2 separate regions of the Homo sapiens genome follow, and region 1 is linked to region 2. A link is an interaction called in ENCODE POLR2A ChIA-PET data of the cell type or tissue named here. Cell type or tissue: Panc1. All regions are shown on one strand. Region 1 overlaps ZFYVE26 (zinc finger FYVE-type containing 26). Region 2 overlaps RAD51B (RAD51 paralog B).

Region 1 (2,500 bases), 230 kb after region 2:
CTTAGAGGTACCTCCTCCATTCTCTTAATACCTAGTAGAGTCATGGAATGACAATCAGAGAAGCCAACAGAGCTTTGTTCTAAATGCCTAGGGTGGTGAATCAAGATACTTATGGTAGAACCATATTTTGTCAGCATTTTCCCTCTCTACAGATTCTGTGATTCACCTCCAAGAAATTGTCCACCAGGCTGCAGATCCCGAGACCCTCCCTAGATCACCATCAGCAGAGTTCTCTCCTGCTGCTCCTCCTGGTAAGAACTGGCTCTGATGATTCACTAAAATTTTTCAGTTTAGTCTTGCCTTATTCTATCCTTCAGAATTTTTTTTTTTTTTTTGCTTCTTTTTTTCATTGCCAGTTACAACATTATTAATTGTTTATCTTGGTTCATTCCAGATTTATATATATCTCAAAAGATTCAACATACAGTCAACTATTGTTATTTGTGGCAGTATGTCTATAAAGTCTCCACACTGAACCAGCAAATCCAGAACTCTTGTTCCTAAGGGAAATGTGTACATGTATACACGTATCTCACATAGTTGGTAATCTTAAATCCTAAAAACAACTCTTCCTAGACGATTCTATTCTATTTCCTTTTTTCTACAAAGGAGATTCAGAAGTGTTAAGTGACTTGCCTCAGGCCACCCCCACTAACAGGTCCCAGAATTGGGATTCAAATCCCATTCAACTAGCCCCAGCACTGAGCTTCTGGCACTACCCCGCACTGTCCGCTACCATCCCCATCTTCTGGTCACTGTTTTTTTTTTGAGACGGAGTCTTGCTCTGTTGCTCAGGGTGGAGTGCAGTGGCACGATCACGGCTCACTGCAACCTCCGCCTCCTGGATTCAAGCAATTCTTCTGCCTAAGCCTCCCGAGTAGCTGGGATTAAAGGCGTGTGCCACCACACCCAGCTAATTTTTGTGTTTTTAGTAGAGATGGGGTTTCACCATGTTGGCCAAACTGGTCTCGAACCACAGGTGATCCACCTGCCTTGGCCTTCCAAAATGCTGGGATTATAGGCATGAGCCACCACACCCAGCCAGGTCACTGTTATATAGAGGTTGAAACAACCTCAGTTGGGAATTTGAGTGTTGAGTATTGGGTGACTCAAAACTTTCATGACCGCATGTGTTTGCAAATGACCACAAAAGCAAGATGAGTATTGTTTTTGAGGTTACAAATGTTAACAAACAAGCAACTTTACAAATATGCAATCTAGTATTAATGAGCCTTGACCGTACTTAGCCCTCAAGTTCATACTGTCACACACAAAGCACAAGCTCCTTGAAGCCCTCAGCCATGTCTTGGTCACCCTTTTCACCAGTCCCCTGGTCTCCAGCCCCCACACAATGGCCTACTCTCGAAAGAAGCTCAGCCAAGTGTTTTGTTTTGCCAAATGGTCAAAGGAGCAGGATTCTAAGGTCTCTTCTTCTGAGTGCTACTAAGAGTCACTATGTTTTACATCTCTCTTTTTCTGTGACCAGCCAGTGTTGCTCTGCTAAATGGTAAGAAATCTCTTTACATATCATAAAGCAGACTGTGGCATTTTCTGGCCATACTTTGAGAATTAGCCATGCTTCATGGTAACCAGCCGAGCTGAGGGGAGGGCTCAGCCTTGCAAGTATATGAGCAGCTTCATGCATCTGTATAAATGGCAGCCTGAGCATAAATGGCAGCCTGAGCAGCTTTGGGGTGTGTGTGTGTGTGTGTGCGCCTTTTTTTTTTTTTTTGGAGACAGGATCTCACTCTGTTGCCCAGGCTAGAGTGCAGTGGTGCCATCAGAGCTCACTGCAGGTCAGTTCCTCCTGCCCCAGCTTCCCAAGTAGCTAGGACTACAGGCACACACCACCATTGCCTGGTTAATTATTTTATTTTTTGTAGAGACAGGATCTTGCTTTGTTGCCTAGGCTGGTCTCGAACTCTTGAACTCAAGTGATCCTCCCACCTTGGCCTCCCAAAGTGCTGGGATTACAGGCATAATCTGCACCCAGCCTATATGAGTTTTTATTATGGAAAATTTGCAAATACCAGATATCACATCATTTCATTTATAAATATTTCAGTATAAATCTCTGAAAGGTAAGGACTTTCATAAAACAAAGCCATAATACCATTATCACATCTAGAAACAAATTCATAATAATTCCTTATTATTCTCAAATATCAAGTCAGTATTCAAATTTCTCCAGCTGTCTCATCAAGATTTTTTTATAGTTGTTTTTTCCAGACTCAAGATCTAAATAATGTCCATACATGGCATGGCATTTGGTGAAATATCTCTTAAATCTTTTTTTCTTTTTCTTTTTTAAGAGAGTCTCCCTCTGTCATCCAGGCCAGAGTGCAGTAGTATGATCATGGCTACTATAACCTTGAACTCCTGGGCTCAAGCAATCCTCCCACCTCAGCCTCCCTAGTAGCTGGGACTACATGCACACACCACCATGTCTGGCTAACTTCTGTATTTTTTTCTTTTGTATAGATGGAGTCTTGCTATCCAT
Region 2 (2,500 bases):
CCCAATGTTGGAGGTGGGGCCTGGTGGAAGGTGTTTGAATCATGGAGGTGGATCCTTCATAAATGGTTTAGCACCATCACTTTGGTGCTGTTCTCCTCATAGAGTTCTCACGACACCTGGTTGTTTAAAAGTGTTATCACCTCCTTCCTCTCTCTCTTCCTCCTGCTAAAAGTGTAGAGCACATCCCTCCTCTCTCTCTTCCACCTGCCATGTAAGATGCACCTGCTTCCCCTTTGTCTTTTGCCATGATTCAAAGTTTCTTGAGGCCTCCCCAGAAGCCGTTATGCTTCCTGTACAGCCTATGGAACCATAAGCCAGTTAAACTTCTTTTCTTTATAAATTACCCAGTATTAGGTATTTCTTTATAGCATGTCGAGAAGCAATACATCACTTCACCAAAATTATACAAATAACCAATAAGTATATGAAAAAAGTGTTTAATGTGCTTAATCATCAAAGAAAGGCAAGTTAACAGCATACTACATGTTATTCAATATACCCACTAGAGTAGCTAAAATATAGTAGTTAAATACGAAGCCCAACAAGAATGTGCAGCAACCAGTACTCCAACACTGCTGGTAAGAATATAAATTAGTTCAACAACTTAACTGTTTGGCAACATCACTAAGCTAAATACATGCATAACTGATGACCCAATAATTCAACTCCTAGGTTGAAAGAAATGTGCAAATAAGTCCACCAAAATGTCCATAGCAGCCCTATTTACACTAGGCTAAAACTAGAAGGCATGCAAAACTCCATTATCAGTAGAATGGGCCAGGCATGGTGGCTCACGCCTGTAATCCCAGCACTTTGGGAGGTCGAGGCAGGCAGATCATGAAGTCAGGAGTTCGAGATCAGCCTGACTAACATGGTGAAACCCCACCTCAATTAAAAATACAAAAATTAGCTGGGCGTGGTGGCATGCACCTGTAATCCCAGCTGCCCAGGAGCCTGAGGCAGGAGAATTGTTTGAACGTGGGATGCGGAGGTTGCAGTGAGCTGAGATCTGCCATTGCACTCCAGCCTGGGCAACAGAGAGAGACACTGTCTCAAAAAAAAAAAAAAAAAAAAAAAAAAACACACACACACACAGTAGAATGGTAGAATGGATACATAAATATGTAATATGTTCTATTGTATGAATAATCACAAAATAGTATACTGCACAGCAAACAGAATGAACCACAACTACACAATACAACATGATGAATCTCACAAATACACTACAGAGTGAAAAAGGCCATATACCAAAAAAAAAGCATTCTGTATAATTTCATCTGTATACAGTTCAAAAACGAACCAAACCCCCCTAAAATACACAGTTTAGAAACTGGAGTAGGTGGTCACCCTCAGAAAAGGCAGTGGCTGAAAGGGCACACAGTGGGGGCTTCTGGGACATTGGTAATTTTTTGTTTCTTCATCTGGATTCTGGTTACATGAGATTGTTCAGTTTGTGAAAATTCATTGAGCTACAGCTACATTTATCATTTGTGCAATTTTCCCATAAATACATTATATTTCAATTTATAAATTATTTTTAAAAGCCCTCCTACTTAGAAACTCCATCAAGTATGGAGGATGTGGAAATAAGTTTTACCATATCTTCATGATGAGAAAATCCTATGTTATAAAAATTTTTCCAGAGAATAGAAAATGAAGAAAGCTGCTGAGCTTCTTCTATAATCTAGAAAGAAAAATCGGTACTACAAACAAAAACTACAAGGAATTCTTAAACAAAATAGTAACAAAAAAATCCACCAATATATTCTTTTTTTTTTTTTTTTTTTTTTTGAGACGGAGTCTTGCTGTGTTGCCCAGGCTGGAGTGCAGTGGCGCGATCTCAGCTCACTGCAACCTCCACCTCCCGGGTTCACGCCGTTCTCCTGCCTCAGCGTCCCGAGTAGCTGGGACTACAGGCACCCGCCACCACACCTGGCTAATTTCTTTTTGTATTTTTAGTAGAGACAGGGTTTCACCGTGTCAGCCAGGATGGTCTTGATCTCCAGACCTTGTGATCCGCCCACCTCGGCCTCCCAAAGTGCTGGGATTACAGCAATATATTCTTTTTAAATAACTAAGTATAGTTTATTTGGCAATGCAAGGATGATTTAACACTACAAAAGCCATTAACATAATCTACCACATTAATGGGATAAAAAAGCCATATGATTTATCTTAGTAGATATTAAAAATTACAAAATTTTACTGGCAAACTCAATCCAGCAGCACATCAAAAAGTTTATCCACCACAATCAAGTAGGCTTCATCCGTGGGATGCAAAGTTGGTTCAACATATGCAAATCAATAAATGTAATTCATCACATAAATAGAACTAGAAAAAAACCACGATTATCTCAACAGATGCAGAAAAGGCCTTCAATAAAATTCAACATCCTTTCATGTTTAAACTCTCAATAAACTAGGTATTGAAGAAACATACCTCAAAATAATAAAAGCCATGTATGACAAACCCACAGCCAATATCATACTGAATGGG

What was found. Peaks named below come from ENCODE experiments on the same cell type or tissue, not always from the same donor. Only the 100,000 strongest peaks of a DNase experiment are listed, where the experiment ranks them.
Region 1: POLR2A ChIA-PET joins it to region 2 with 10 read pairs; 1 of 35 experiments calls an interaction of 5 or more read pairs at or near these places.

What each region holds. Positions count from the first base shown.
Region 1 is chr14:67,772,767-67,775,266 of GRCh38, reverse strand. It overlaps ZFYVE26 (zinc finger FYVE-type containing 26), which reads left to right. Exons shown (of 42, transcript NM_015346.4): 27 at 153-251. Among named protein-coding and RNA genes, the nearest start is that of ZFYVE26, 43 kb to the left of the region's middle. In Panc1, no CTCF peak of the experiment used is centred here; a DNase peak (open chromatin) is centred at 1,166.
Region 2 is chr14:68,003,627-68,006,126 of GRCh38, reverse strand. The region is part of intron 7 of RAD51B (RAD51 paralog B); the gene reads right to left. Among named protein-coding and RNA genes, the nearest start is that of RAD51B, 190 kb to the right of the region's middle. In Panc1, no CTCF peak of the experiment used is centred here; no DNase peak of the experiment used is centred here; H3K27ac peaks cover 195 bases.